Regions from separate parts of the Mus musculus genome. Here region 1 is linked to region 2. A link is a loop called in an ENCODE intact Hi-C map of the cell type or tissue named here. Cell type or tissue: left cerebral cortex. All regions are shown on one strand.

Region 1 (8,000 bases), 130 kb before region 2:
CTGTTTTCCACTTCAGCCCATGATTTCATCCCTTCTGCATATTTCTATAATTTTTATTTCAGGTTTCTGCCTCTTTAAATTACACATAAGAACCACTCTTGATTAAGCTTATCTACTTCTGTCTTTACCTTTTGATTCTCCTAGCCTCAAACTTTTAGCATCCATTCATATTTAACTGAATGGTTTACAGTCTCTTTGCTTCCAGCCATTTAGGGAGCCCTGACTCTGTGTCTGGATTCATCCTATATTCTCTACCATCCTTTATTCTTCTTTCTACTAAGTCTCAACTTATCCATCAACACTTGGTTCAACAATCATCACGGGAATTTTCTCTGGAGCTGGGGATGTAGCTCAGTAGCTCAGTACTAGGGCACTTACCTAATATAAGTGAAACCTGGGTTCAATCCCCAGTAAATCCCCATAAAGTTTCTTTGACCTAAATGCCTTAGGCCAGCATTCCTCAACCTGTTGGTTGCAACCCCTTTCGGGAGTCAAAAAACCCTTTCACAAGGGTCACTTCAGATCATCAAAAAACACAGATATTTATATTATGATTTGTCACAGTAGAAAATTGCAGTTATGAAGTAGCAACGAAAATAATGTTGTGGTTGGGGAGTCACCACAACATGAGGAAGGGTCACAGCATTAGGAAGGTTGAGAAGCATTGGTTTAGGCTGAGAGGTATCATGCCTGCCCCTCAGTGGTACTACTATATCATTGCAGACCATAAAGCTCTGTAGTCCTTCCTTTCAACAACTCTCTCACAAGACTGGAAACATTTGAAGGACAGAGGGAGAGTCTTTGTATCCTTTGTGTACTTTCTTATCTCCAGTGCCTAACAGGGAACAAAAGCTTGAAATGCACTCATCAAAAGAATGGTGCCACACGCCTTTAATCCCAACACTTGGGAGGCAGAGGAAGGCAGATTTCTGCGTTCGAGGCCAGCCTGGTCTACAGAGTGAGTTCCAGGACAGCCAGGGCTATACAGAGAAACCTTGTCTCGAAAAAACCAAAATAAAAATAAAAATAAAAAATAAAAAATAAAGAAATGAACAAGCCATTAGAGGAAAAAAGGCAAGGACAACTATCTGGTAGAGAGCAAGACTTTACAGATGTCTTTCTTGTGTAAGGATTTGACACAAGAAAAAACACCTGTTAAAGCCAAATTATCTTGCACTACAAGGAGTCAGAGTTAAATGACTTTCACAGTCCTTTCTAAGCACAGTGTTTATGAGATACAGTTCTGTTAACTTTCCTTTTCAAATGAAAGAGACACAGATTCTACCTCCAATCCTAACATATCAAAATGTCTGATTACAAATATAAGAAGCTTTAGTGAAAACATACTGGATATGCATTGGCTCAATTCAACAATTTAGATATCCAGGTTTACCTAAGAAAATTTAATTGTTTATTTAGTCTAAAATTTATATGAACATTTTCCTTGCCCTTTGCAAAACAAATTAACTAAACAATTAACTAGATTAACTAAACATTAATTAAGCAATAACTGTATCTATTTCTGAAGGTAAAGGCTGATCCTTCAACGCATGTGCATTGCAGAACCATTAAAGCAAATGGCAGTTCGCCCCCTTTCTCTTTTCACAGTTCCTTAAGCTTCTACTTTTCCCCTCCTAATTATGTAGAAATTTCTGGCATTTTTTTAGGCATCCTTGTTGACAGCAACTTCAGACATTCATCAAAAAAAAAAAATCCTCCTAGCAAACTTGAGGCCCAGAATTAAATTTTAGATAAAGTCAGGCTAAAAATATGGGAGCTTTTTTAACCTTACATGGTGAGGATAATTATGTTTGTGGTGTACAGGGAGTTTATTCATGTAAACTTCCTAATATCCCTATGAAGGTTATTACCAGTACTTCACAAGTGATACTAAATCCCAAAAAGGTCAAGAAATATTGCTCCTGAGCTACAGTCTTAGGGATATTGTCTAAGTCCCAATAAAAGTGCAAAGCAAAGCAAAGAACATCCAATTCCAGCTAGAAAAAAAAATTGCACGTAACATTTGATTTGGGTTAAAGAATCAGTGCACACACAGAGGGCTGTGTAATATTTGTATCTGGCTTGACTCCATGAGATTAATTTTAGACAAAGTAAATCTGACAGTAAATAAGGGGATGAGTGTCTCAAAGACCCCATAGATTCTTGCCACAATCCAGAAAAAGCCAGATTCCCTGAACTGCAGCTTCTTACCTTTTTCTTCATGTTACTGATGTAGCTAACACATCTTACCTTTTTCTTCATGGCTGCATTTGGCATTGCCCACCTGTAGATATAAACCAAAAGATGGTGTTTTCGTGATCTAATTGCCGGGGGCGGGGGGTGGGGGGGGGGACACACAAGTAAACTGAAAGATGCAGACGAATATTCTTTAAAGCAGCTAAGTATGGATGAGACCTCTTTTCAGAAGTCTTCATTTTCCTAAATTATAAAGCTGGGTTTATGCTCCCTGTTTCCTTCATCAGCTCGGGAGACGCTTCCTAGGATGGCATATTTAGGAATAGAAACCATTTAAATTCAAGATTTGATATTTTGTCATAAAGCTGAAGCAACACTCTGGGTACTTTTATAAATCAAACAATATTGTCATAATCTGAATACTATTTTTTTTAAATTCATCTCCGTATTTTTCAAATCTAGAAGCATCTTTGGACCTTCAATCGTCCTTCCAAGCTGTATTTCATTCATTAAAGGCACAAAGTACATATAACGCAGTTCTCAAATAGGCATATCGCACTATACGTCATTGGTCAGCAAATGTCTGTCCTTTCCTTTTTTATCATCAACAAGGTGATAACATCAAATAACCTTTATAGAAAACAGAAAACAACTCAGAACTGTCTCAATTAGAAGACTACGCATAAACCAGGAATCCCACATCCAGGCAAAGGGTGTTTCTATTCTGTTTTCCGTCATCAAGGGCATGATATCAATCAACCATATTGGTAAATTAAAGCAATTCATCACTGCAGGTTAGAGGTTGTTGCATCTCACAATACTCTTTACAATTAGCATGCCCTCCCTCCCAGGTGCAACATAATCCCCTTTACCCACCCAAGCGATCCTTCCGGCTCCCCTAGAGGAGGCTCCACTTTTGGGCCCACATTCTCTTTCTCTGTCTTTTTCTCGGAGTCAGATTCTTCCATCGTGCAACAAGTCCTTCACAGTGCCTTCTAAATCCGCAGTACCGTTCTTCTGGCTCACCTGCCTACGCTCAGCACCCAGGGCCCGCGGGGCCTGATCTATCCCTGCCTCCGCCTTTGTCCACTGGGGGGCCGCTTTTCCCACAGTTACCTTTACCGACCCGAACTTAGTCTCCAGGCACAGCCGAGCAGGCCAGCCCAAAGGAGCAAGCGATTCGATTCGGTGCGTGCAAAGGAAGAGATGGAGGAGAGGGAGGGCAAGGTGGATGAGGAGTTGGTCCCGAGTTTGGGCCTCACTCGCCAAGGTCTCAAGACCCAAAGGTAACTTGGTCAGCTTCTGTACAGACTGCAAAGGCTGAGATAACGGAATGAGCGGAGCGGAGCTGCAGAAGCAAAGCGGTCACTGCCTGGTGGCTCCTCCCGACCTCGCTGCCAGTCACGGTCCGCCTGAGGATGCTCTTACTTCCGCGCCCGCCCTTCAGGAGCGCAAGAACCTCACCGCAACCACGCTACTGCAGGCCAGGATCACGTGGGAACCTGCCGTAGTCCCAGGGCCTGTCACGTGCCGCTACCCTTTTGGGGGGGCCCTGGGTTTGCTTGGAAGAATACCATAGAGACTGCTTTAGGAAAGCCAGAGTGCCACCCGCCATCACGTGGCCCGGGCTCTCATTTCCGCGCCATTGGCCCTTAGGGCGGCCTGCGGGCACCTAGACACTGATGGACGCGGCCCCGCCCACTCGCTGCTCAGAGTTAAAGGAGAAGGTTGCAATTTCAGCACCTGCCAGCTAGCCGTTTTCACTACTCCCTATGATTAGGGCCCTGTGCATTTTTGCATTTTGGTAACTTTTCTTCCCGTTAATCCTTATGACAGTTCAAGTAATTAAAAAAGCAATCCATCTAAAGTGTTTTAAACTGTCTTTCCCATAGAAAACTCTCAATAAGTTGTTATTGCCAGGACCAGAACCACACGGAGGGTTTAACACGTCCGCCACTTAACTTTTAAAAGTTGCAAACATAATTTTAAAGTTTCTGATGATCATCATGAGATACTTGCTACATACAGAGTTTTATGTGGAGAAGAAGTGATTTGTCAACCAGCTCTCAAATCTCAACGCAGCAAGTTCCAACCTCAATGACCTAAGAGCTTCTTAGGCTTGGAACTCTTTTAAATGTGACACCAAGGTTACAGGCTGGGAAAAAGAGTGGCATAGGTTGATGCTCCCTTGAAAGACTGAATTTGCCATTCACAGTTTGTAATGGCCTCAACTTTCTCAGCTTATAGGTAATGTCCTCCAGAGGTCTTCCCAACCCATACTCTATTAGAGTACAACAGTCTTTTGAACCTGCAGTAGTTATTTTCTGTTGTATGCTTTTTAATTCATAATATTCCTTTGTAGTTTTTCTTTTGTTGTTGAGATTATACTGTAGACACATTTCTTTTTTCCCTTTTTTCCCTCCAAACCTTGTCATATAAACAACTCTCCTTGCTCTTTCAAAGTCATGGCTTCGTTTTTCATTGGTTGTTGTTATATGCACATATATGTATATACATATATATTCCTAATATAACCCGCTCAGTCTGTATAATAATCTCATATATATGTTTTCAGGGCTGAGCAGTTGGTATTGAAGAACCAGACAGTGTATTCTTCCCTAGGGAAAATTATTTCTCCTGCTCTGGGCATTCCTTGGTTGCCTGTAGTTCTTTGTGTAGAGTATAATACTTACTGACATGGCAATAATCTTGTTTATTTGATCTCTGAGTATAGGATTTCTATTTAAACGCTATAAGGACAAGCACTTACTTTTGAAAAATGTTCTCCTATACACTAGGTTCACAGACCAGAATGTGTGTATATACTCGATATTCACTGAGTACTGTTTTTTTTATAAAGATAAGAACAAATGTGTTAAGGAATTTCTGATTAATAACAGAAAGGAGAAAATGTATGATAGTTCTTTAATATCCACAACACATGAGTGTATTTTGAGAATGAGCATGCCTAGACATTTTTAGGAAGTAAAGCCAATGAAAAGAGAGGAAACAATTGCTACAAAATTTCTGGAGAGGAGAAGGAGAGGAAGCTAGAGCACAGCTAGCAACATTCCTTCTGGATAGAAGACAAAAATTCTATGGAGACATGAGTAGGAGACAAGAGTAGGCATGGACACAAAGCAGTCTCTAGAAGTTGATGATAGGTGGTGTATATGGGAAACTATCCCAGCTATTGTATTCTATTATCAGTGTTGGAAAAGCAAGATCATTTTGGGAAATTGGCCGAGATGTTAACCATTTGAAAGATAAGCAAAAGAACAGCATAAAGAAGCATGCCGCAAGGATTTCTGTTCGGTACTGAAAGAACAATTAAGGTTGGAAATAGTAAGATGGTATGGCACACATGCATGGATTGGTTTGGGGGTGTGTTTTTTGCTCTAAATGTAATCAACAACCTTAGTGGAGATGATTATAAGACAGGCTAGGTATGACCTCTGAATCTTCTTCCAGGGCTTTTGAAGTTTAAGTAGGAAACAAGGATAAGGAGTCAAGAAATTTATAAACACTCATCTTCACATGTTCAGTGGATGCTCCTGTGAGTAAGGAAAAATATAAACACTTCATAGAGTTGGGTTTTCTTAAAGACAGAAGAAGTGGGACAAAAGTTAAATTGAGTTTGATTTTAGTGAAATAGTGTGATGCTTTGAACAACAATGTTCCCCAAAGGCTCATGTGTGCATTTATTCCCCCAATTGAAGGTGCTGTTTGGAGAAGTTTAAGAGGTGTGGCCTTATTGAAGGAAATATGCCACTGAAGGCAGCTTTTGAAGAGTTTAAAAACCTGCACCATTCCATTGTTCTCTCTGCTTCATTTTTGTGTTTCAAGATGTGAGCTCTCAGCATCCCGATTCAGCTGTCATGCCTGCTGCTTGCTGCAATGCTTCCCTGCTGTGATGGAGTCTTATGTCTCTGGACCCATTACCCAAATAATCTCTTCCTGCTCCAAGATGTCTTGGTCACTGTATTATATCAGAGTAGTAGGAAAGGAACTAATACAGATGTTTGAACTCAATTTCATATTTAAGTTTAAGTAGTAGAAGCTATTCTGAATACTGAGATCTTGATAAAACAGCAGGCCTTAAACAAATTATTAGAATTCTCTGAACCTCATTTTCCTCTAGTATAAAATCTTTTTAATAACAACTTTCTCAGATGTTTTAAGGATTGAACTAGACCATGAAAGAAAATTGCCCCATATAGTGGCTTATCTATAAATGGTACTTAATAAATGATATTTTAAAATGTGAAGTTCCATTCAAACAGAATAATGTCTATACTAGTATCTGATAAACTAGACTTGAAGTCTGAGACAAAAGAGCCATTATATCATAAATAGAGGCATCAACTCCTCAAGAATATATAACAGTTGTAAGTTCATATGTATCCAATATAATATTTCCCAGGTATATAAAACAAATATTCTGGCTGTAAAGTGAAAAACTCTAATATGTTATAGCATGGAATTTCAATACCACACTTTACAAAACAAATAAACAAACATCTAGACAAACTCAGTAAGATTTAAAATACACTTTCTACTGAATGGACTTGATAGACATATCTAGAGTATTCCACAAAAGAGCACAATAGACATTTTCTCAATTCCACTTGGAAAATGCTCCAGACTATTATATTATATCACAAAAATAGAAGAAATTTAAAGATTATAATTGTTATTAAGTTTCTTTTCTGATCACTATGCTATAACACTAGAAATAAGTAACAGAAGTAAAGTTGTAAAATCCACAAACATGTGAAAATTAAGCAATATACTCATGGATATCCAGTGAACAAAGAGGAAATTACAAGAGGAAAGTAAAATGATGTTTATAGCAAAAATGCCTAAGTTAAAAAAGAAAATGTTCAAATTAACAAAGCAGAACTTCTCAAGTAACTAAAAATAAAAAATAAAGTCCAAAGTTACAGAGATATTCCCATCCAGTAAAGATCAGAGCAAAGTGTTGAAATAGAGATAAGAAAAACCAATACAAAGCTCAACCTGAATAGCTTTTAAAAGATAAATAGAAGTGGCAATCCTTTAGCTAGGCTAATTAAAAAAAAATCCCCCTCCCGCCCCAAACTCTCAAATTGTGAAGAAAACAGGAACAATTACACCTGCCACCTGCAGAAATTCAAAGGCTTATATGAGATTTCTATGAGCAATTTAAGGACAATAAACTGAATAACCGGGACAAAATGGGTAAATCCTTCTTATTTTTTTCTTTTTTCTTTGTATGTATTCTTCTCTCATACAATACATTCCAACTACAGCCTCCCCTCTCTGCATTCATTCCAGCTCCCCTCCTCCCCCACCTTCCCTCTCCCTGCTCCTTTGTTTCCCATTAGAAAAGAGGCAAACAGGACTGACAAAAAGAAGAAAGAAAGAAAGAAAGAAAGAAAGAAAGAAAGAAAGAAAGAAAGAAAGAAAGAAAGAAAGAAAGGAAGGAAGAAGGGAGGGAGGGAGGGAAGGGAGAGAGAGGAGAGGAGAGGAGAGGAGAGGAGAGGAGAGGAGAGGAGAGGAGAGGAGAGGAGAGGAGAGGAGAGGAGAGGAGAGGAAGAAGGAGAGAAGGAGAGAAGGAGAGGAGAGAAGGAGAGAAGGAGAGAAGGAGAGAAGGAGAGAAGGAGAGAAGGAGAGAAGGAGAGAAGGAGAGAAGGAGAGAAGGAGAGAAAGAAAGAAAGAAAGAAAGAATAAATATATTCTTACTAATACACAACCTGCCAAAACAGAAGCCTGAGGAAACAGACTGGCATAAGAACTGACCTCTTAAAAAGAAAGGAGAATAA
Region 2 (8,000 bases):
TTCTCGCTCTATCATTTATCTCTTTTATATCCATCTATATTTCAATGTGCTAAAGTACAAAATAAAACTTTCACCTTCCAAATATGATCTTATTTACATGTTTTTTTCAGGTGTCAGTTTGTATGAGAATATTCTTTTTAAACTTAAAAGTTGGTTTTTATACTGAAATCTCTGCAGTTGAATTTACAGAAGGTTCTCTCTTAATATCTAAAAAATTGAAATCTTTAAAACTAATTACCTGTTCCCTTGAATAGTTCTAAACTTTCTTCTTTTAAATCTCCTTTCCTGAATTTAACTTAAAATTTCATTTTGTTCTATATACCTTGAAATTTTACTTTTTATATTATTATAGGTATAATTTTTGTAAATTTTGGTCTTTCCAATGCATATATTTTATGCTTTAAATATTTAGAATCCAAATGTTTTCACTTTCTAAAATTTTCCCTTACTGATTTTAAGTTAGTGGTTTTTTTTTCACTAACCACCTTAGAAATGTTCATGTTTCATCTTAACTTGCAAAATTTTAGAAAATTTTTAGAATACTCTATTTCCATACTCTATTTTTACATACTAACAATTTGGAATAATTTTAAATTAAAAACATTTAAAAATATTTCTTCTAAAATACTTAACTTAAATTTTTAACATTTAAAATGTTCTCTTAAAACCTTCAAAAGTGTTTCTTAATTGTTTTCTTTTAAAGCTTTAAAGTTTTTTGTTTAAAATATTTGGTTTTCTCCAGACTACTCTGTACACTCAAAACTATAACTACAATCAATGAAAAACCCCATTCTTAAAATATACCCCCCCACTTAACACAATATCTTTAAAGAAATAAAATGTAATTTGAGAAGATCCTCCTACATGTTGAGACTTCATTTAATTTGCTTTATGTGACCTTTTCAACCTCTCCTCCCTCTGAACCCCCCCCCCCCCCCCAGTTCTTAAGGCTAATGGTCACCGATTGAAAATTCAATGTCTTCCTCCCATAGACTTATGGGACAGGGTAAAATAGTTCCTTTATGCCAAAGTGCCACTTGTCATATATGGTCATTGTCCACTCCAGGTAGATTTTTGTGTTTCTTTTAAGAGGTGCTTGTTGTTGTAATGGCATTACAATTGTCCATCCTGGTAGGCTTGTGTTGTCTCTTTGTCTTTTTCTTTTTTGTTTTCTCTTCTTTTTCACTTTTTAAATTTTTTTTGGTCTGGAAATCATTCTGGATGAGATTATTCTTTCTCTATATCTTGCCTATGATAGAACAGTAGATACCCTTCACTATTGAGTAATTCTTCCATTGTAGCCTTGGTGACTACAGCATCATCACAGCTGAACCACTGGTCTTTTTCCTGTCGGACAAAACTGGTGTAATGGCCACTTTCCAAAGTTCCATGGTGGTTAATTACTGCAAACAAAGAATACTTATTCTCACTGGGTACACACTCTGTTAATGGCTGGCCTTTCATTATGCTTTCTTTAGTAGAAGCCAAGAACGGGGTCATGTCCAGCTCCAAAGGAAACGAGATAAAACTATTAATCTTTCGTCTCTGTTTGCCTAAATGTTCAAATCTTTTCAGGTGAAAGCAGGCCACAATCGGTAATTTCTTCATTGTGAGCTGTTTGGTAGATTCCTGGTAGCTTTGGCATTGACTGCATTTGATTTTGGCACTGCTACCCAGGTCTTCGGGCCTTGTAAACCACTTCAGGCAATCTGTAAGTGAGATGACTCGTGGCTTCTGGCCATCCCTACTCGATGTGCTACTACTAGCCCTCCCTGGAGTATAAGGCCCAGGCAAATCCAAGCTAATGTCCCAGCATGGGTCTATGGTAGTAGAGACACCATGACAAACTTGACATGTTAAATCTGACTGCAGACTACCTGTAAAGATGTGATCTATGATGCAATTACAGCAGTTGGAGTTACCTTCCTGGTCGATACCATCATCTCTGCTGTGTCTATGCAACACATCCAATATGGCAATAAGAAACTCCTGAGCATCCTGTTGTCTGTAGCCTGCTAGATGCTCTGCATGGATCCATATCAGGTGTAGTAATTTATAGGGAATATGAGGACTTTGGTTCCCCGAGTACATAGCTTGAAAAAGTAAAGACATCTCGCAGACTAAACACAAGCTGGGGCTTGTCATCATACATTTGTGCTTATTTGAAAGGAAGAACTCTTTCAGTAGCGGAATGTGAGTAAGTACTTGGACAATACAATTCATAAAGCAAGTATTACCAAGATTAATTAATCCTCTGAAGCCTACAGTATAATACATTGTCTTTTTCCTCCTCTTTTTCTTGGGTTTTACCAAACTGGTCTCCTGATCTTTTGACTCGCAGGTTAATTGGTTTTCTTCCACCTCAGATGCCATCAACTGCTGATAAGATGCATCTCCTGTAGGGGATGATAACAGTCCCAGAATTTTTTCTTTTGTTTCTTTGGCGATCTTTTCTATATCTTTGTCATATACATAATCCCTACACATAAAGCAATATATAACCCCATGACAGAGGTCTACTGCTAAATTGTGTTGCGTTGTTTCGGCATGAATGTGAATATGTTTGTCAGTAAAGCATCCAAAAAATACACAGGACAGACAAGAGTGGAGTCTGTTCTTGTGAGTACTACATATTTGACAGATGCATGACTTTGCCTTACGTTTCCTAGTCTCCGGGGTTCCACTCCAAATGAAACGCTGATAGATCATCCGCAGGTTTCTCTGCCAGTTTTTAGCTACTTTAAAGCTCTCTACATGACAGCAGCCTGTGGGACCCTTATTAGACCCTACCTCCAGTAAACTGTTCTCTGAGCCATCTGAATCCCTAGAGGAGCCATGGTCACTAGAGTAGCTTTTCCGTGTTTGGGGTCTGGGTCCAGGCCTGGATCTACGTCTGGAATTGCGCCAGGCCACCGACCGCTGCTTGGGCAGGGGTGGAGGTGGCGGCGCTGGCGGGGGAGGCGGAGGTTTGGCGGGAGGCGGGGGTGGGGCCTTGAGCCCACGCCCTCCCCTGGAGCGGGACCTGGGCTGGGGCCGAGGGCGGGGCTTGCGGCGCGGGCAAACCGAGCTGGAGCTGGTGTGACAAGCAGCCGGGATAGAAGGGAGCACCTTCTCATAGCTGCCACTGCCCCTACTTGTTAAGTTCTCCGACGTGGGCTTGGGCTCCGGCCACAGCTCCGGCTTCATCTCCTGGGCTCCCTGTGTACCCCGCATCTCGATGCACTCTCAGCTGCCTGCTCCAGACAGGCTCCTCGACCACCTCCCGAACTCCAACAGGCGACAGAGCGGGAGGACCGGGACGCTTCTCGAACGTGGGCCATCGGCTCACTCCCAAGCCTGGGAAGAAACGCGTCTGGGAATGAGCTATGACTATGGGTGGAGGGAGACAGGAACTCGTGTGGACGGCCAGCCCGGCGTCATGGCCGCGGTGCCGTTAGCCTCAGCCCCTCCCCCTGCCGCGAGCCCCGCGCGCGGCCGCGGCTCCGCCCCTGCACCGGGGGCTCGCGTGGCGTGCCGAGCCCGAGCCCGCGGCTACCTGCTCCAAAGGCCGCCAGAACTGCTGGTACCGGGGAAGGAGGGGGGAAGGGGACTGTCCTGAGCTTTAGGGTGAAAAGGATGGCAACTCTTTTAAAAAGGCATAACCCGCTGTCTTTTCGGCGCTCTGTGCAGCCTCGCTTTGGCGCACCTTTTTCTACGTTCTTTCCTTGCATCTTTAAACCCCTCGAGTCAACAATGTATGTTAAATATGGCTGAAAGGAGGTTATCTTTGAAAAAAAACTGACTCAGTGGACGAAAGTGTCCCCTGCCTCCTTTCTTACCTATGCTTCCAGCCTCTACTCCTAAGCGCGCTTGCTGTGTGCCACGCTCGAGCGCCCTCTCTTGCTCTTTCGTGCCTGTGCCCTCACACCCCGTTTCTTGCTCCTGTCCTCTCATTTCCTAGGGTTTCCCCCAGAATTCAGACTCCCTTCACGCGTGACCACCCCCATCCACAGTACGCGACCCCCAAAGTGCATGCTCCCTCCCCGCAACCACCGCAGCTCCCCAAGCCCGCGGATTTGTAAAAAGGTCTGGGTTTGTTACCTGGGGCCCCAAGGCGCGCTTCATCTAGAAAGTCAGCTGCTGCTGCTGTCCAGGCGCTCCTCTGCCAGTCTTCTCTATGACCTCTCTTCGGGGCTGGTCACAAGGGGGCCGCCCCCTGGCCCCTCCCCTCTCCACGTATGGGCCCCCAGCCCCGGAATCAGGCCTCCAGCAGGGATGAATAGTACCGCTGTCCCCCTAGGCAGAAAAACCCCTTCTGAAAGGGATTCTACCAGAGGTAACAACAGCCACAGATTTTAGTAAAAGATCTTGGGAAGGCTCAGGCTTCATCTGGTTATGGCACTCTTAAAAAGAAAAAAAAAAAAGAAAGAAAAAAAAGAAAAAAAATAGAAAGAACGGGGGAAAAAAAAAACCCTGAAACAACAACAACAAAACTAACCAAGGTAGGGTTAGGGATTCACTAAGATGGCAAATTCTACAGTGTTCCTTCCGGAAGCTTTAAAATTAAAATCTCAAGAGTAAAGTGGAGAGGTTATTATTTCTGAGTGTTGGGGAGAGGAAAAATACGCATATGATTCAGGATAAAATAGACCTCAGCCCAGCAACATGCTGTTCCTACAGGGATAAACTGTAAACACTTAGAGCTCATCGGTCAAAGGTGAAAGATCCTAAGATGTTTACACAGAGTGGCAACATATACTTTTGGTCACCCCTTATATTAGTAACCCTAGTATTGGGTGTTCAGGTTAAAATCACTAAGTAGCACATTGCAGGGCGTCAGCACACTTAAGAACAATGCTATGGGTGAATGTGTAAACCCGGAAGAGGGTGATCGGCCTCACAGAGATCTTTCCAGAACTCAGAAATATTTTATCAAGTTCTCTCCACATATACCCACATACAGTGGCACAAAAATTGTGGGAGAAGTATGCAAATAAAAAAGACTGGAATCAGGAAAATATATATCTAAATATTTGCCACATTGTTTCAGAATCAGTTAAAAAATTCTTCCTACTGAAATCTATCACACTTCCCTATTCCAACCTGGGTCTCCACTCCTAGAGTTATCTCAATGCATTCAGGAAACCAACCCAAAGAGAAGATAGCAGCCACAGCTGGCCTGACACTTATTATGGGAACAGTATGATCAATCCCAAGTTGAATAACTAAAAACCATGGTTCAGTAGTATGAATGGGGAGCCCAAAGGGACACATTCCACCCACTTCCCAGACTTTTTGTCTGTATCCAAGGAATGTGAACATTACAAACAGAGGCTTCAGATTGACATATCACAGACACATTCTAAAACAGCAGTGACTCAAACAAGGGAAGCAGGAAGATGGTCAAAAATTTAAATAATGTAACTGTCTAACTGTAATTTGGAGTGATCAAACCAAACTTGTAGAATAATAAAACATACAAAATGACGACATTTCAGCAGTAGGCTGCTTTCAGGACCTATAGTCCTCCATCTCTCTGCCTCTCTGCATCTCTTTCTCTCTGTTTCTTTGGCTCTGCCTCTGTCTTACTCTTTCTCCTGTGTGTGAGTAGGAGGGAGAGAGAGACAGAGAGACAGAGACAGAGAGAGAGAGAGAGAGAGAGAGAGAGAGTGTTAAAACAGAGTGAAGTCTCTCTCAGCATTAACCTTTGCTTGCACACTGCTCTTATCCAGGCCACTTTGACTGATTCCTTGCATCACTCATTGGAGACTCCAGCAAATTAACATCCTCTCCATTAAGGGGGATGTGTGTGGGAACAATTTTGCTTCAAAGACCAACATGGTGTAGATGTGCAGACACTGGTAGCCAGGACTTCAGAAATGCCATGACTTTCTGTGGCTGTGGCCAGCTCTGTCAGACAAGAACCTTGCATTGATTAATCCTTACTCTCTGCTGTCCACAAGGGGGAAATGTCCATCACACTTTAAAACGGCAGACATTATATTGTATGATATGATGTGTGAGTTCAGCCTTTCTAAGAGAAAGGGATTTTATAAGCTTCTGGGTCTTTGGACTTTTAAAGTGAAAGGTGGGACAACTAGATTCATGCTCTTGCTACAGGAGTGGAGATGATTGTGTGTCACTTGGCTGGTTCACATGGGGTGATTTTCTCTCCTTAAGGTCTGAAGCTGTATGATTTGAAGACGTGAGTTATTTTTGCTATATGAATATGTGATGGCATTGTCCACATAACATGAAAGAAGAGAGGTAGAGAGTAGGGCCCCCGTGATGTCTGCAGAGATGAGCAACCACTTGAGGAGCCACAGATCAGAAACATGACTTCCTATCAGCCCCATGTGTGCTTTAATCTTCAGTGCTTCCAAGTGTTAAAGACATCCCTCGTGTCCGCACTTTAAAACATCATGGCACAGTCAGGCTGACGTGGCAACATCATTTCTGCGGAAGACAACAATGGCTGCCACCACATAGCGCCATATCCCAACAAAACAAAGCTGGTGCCTGCATGGTGTGAGGGAAACAGGAAATGGCCATGACCTTTCAGTCTGAGGGTCCCAGAATCCCAGGTAAGCAAATCAAACACTTTATATCAGTACCAAGAGTACAAGGTGGACACCCGGCTAGCTGGGTCAGATCTCTCTATGCTCTGTGATGGAGCCTGGCCGAATGAATGCAAGTGGACCGACCCTTTGACATCTGCCCAGTCGTTACACTGTGCTCATGGGTGAGAAGAGTCATATTTATTTAAAGACAAAGGATCTAGCACCCTTTCTCTTTTCTTTCTTGGAACAGATGGCAGGCATCCTGTGTGGCCCAAGCTGCCCTTGAGCTCACAAGCCTCCTGCTTCTCTCTCCAGGCACAAGGGTGATAGGTGTGTGGGGTCATACCTGGCAATCATTCGCTTCCTGTGTTCTTGGGTTCATTAAAGTCTTCAGGGCAAGGACAATTGTTACCTTCCAAGATGAATGACCTGACCTAAACCTAGGGGGAGAGTGTTGGTGTGATTCAATTGAATTGATGGATATTGCAGGGGTGGGATGTTCTGGGAAACACCACTATAGCTGGCAGGCGATCCTAGGCCTTAGAGATTCAGATCATGGCCAGTGACCACATACTCTCTTTGTAATCTTCTAATCCAGCAATGCAAACTGCTGTTGCCACAGAGCAGTGGAAGAGAGGAACAACATTGAGTATTGGTTCAGTGTGACAAATCCAGGATCACTCAGAGGTCTCTGGTTTGAGTGGGACCATGGTGTCTCATGGCAGGGTGTGGGGAGGCAGATTAATGACCACCATCCCCCCTTAGTGCACCTGATACAAAGTCCTTGCAGCTTTTGCTGCCTTGGATTCCAGTGGAGTAGCTGGAAGTGGTGATAGAAATCAGGATGCTGTGTCCCTGAGTTGGAGGTCTAGAGTTCGGTGAATAGGGGTACCTTCCTTCTGACTTGAGAATCTGTCCATCTTGCTTGATTTTCTGTCAAACTCATAAGTTAATAAATTTTACCACCCCACTCTCTCTCTCTATGTGTATCTGTCTCTGCCTCTCTGTCTCTGTTTCTCTCTCTCTCTCTCTCTCTCTCTCTCTCTCTCTCTCTCTCTCTCTCTCTCTCTCTCTCTGTGTGTGTGTGTGTGTGTGTGTGTGTGTGTGTTTGTACATATGTTTATCTCCTTCAGCCTGAGTTTGTGTGCATGTGCATATGCCCCTGGGAGGTCAAGAGCCTGTTCATGGAAAAGAAAGAGAGATTGAGAGAAAGAAACAGAGGGAGAGGGTAAAATCACAGCTAATCAAGTTACCAATGTTGTGCCAGTACGTGTGTGTGTGTGTGTGTGTGTGTGTGTATTCAATATATAATTTCCCTATGTGTCAACAGGGACATCAAAAGCACGGAGCCCATTACATAAAAACCACTTGATTAAAACTGAGGAAGACATTCGTTTCCTTCCATGATTATGGATTCTCAGCTTTTGAGGATAGTTTCTGGTATCTGCTGACATCCATGAC

Evidence for each region. Hi-C counts contacts between places; a loop is a spot of excess contacts. Peaks named below come from ENCODE experiments on the same cell type or tissue, not always from the same donor. Only the 100,000 strongest peaks of a DNase experiment are listed, where the experiment ranks them.
Region 1: it touches region 2 in a loop (6-fold over the local background); 4 of 42 quality-filtered maps call a loop at or near these places.

What each region holds. Positions count from the first base shown.
Region 1 is chrX:153,135,648-153,143,647 of GRCm38, reverse strand. It overlaps Rragb (Ras-related GTP binding B), which reads right to left and starts at 3,690. Exons shown (of 11, transcript NM_001004154.2): 1 at 3,073-3,690; 2 at 2,251-2,284. The coding sequence starts at 3,164. In left cerebral cortex, CTCF peaks have their summits at 706 and 3,290; DNase peaks (open chromatin) are centred at 3,355 and 3,760; H3K4me3 peaks cover 1,872 bases; H3K27ac peaks cover 688 bases.
Region 2 is chrX:153,002,625-153,010,624 of GRCm38, reverse strand. It overlaps Usp51 (ubiquitin specific protease 51), which reads right to left and starts at 4,156. Exons shown (of 2, transcript NM_001137547.1): 1 at 4,081-4,156; 2 at 1,164-3,336. The coding sequence starts at 3,213. The coding sequence ends at 1,228. In left cerebral cortex, a CTCF peak has its summit at 3,874; DNase peaks (open chromatin) are centred at 1,438, 3,257 and 3,892; H3K4me3 peaks cover 1,533 bases; H3K27ac peaks cover 285 bases.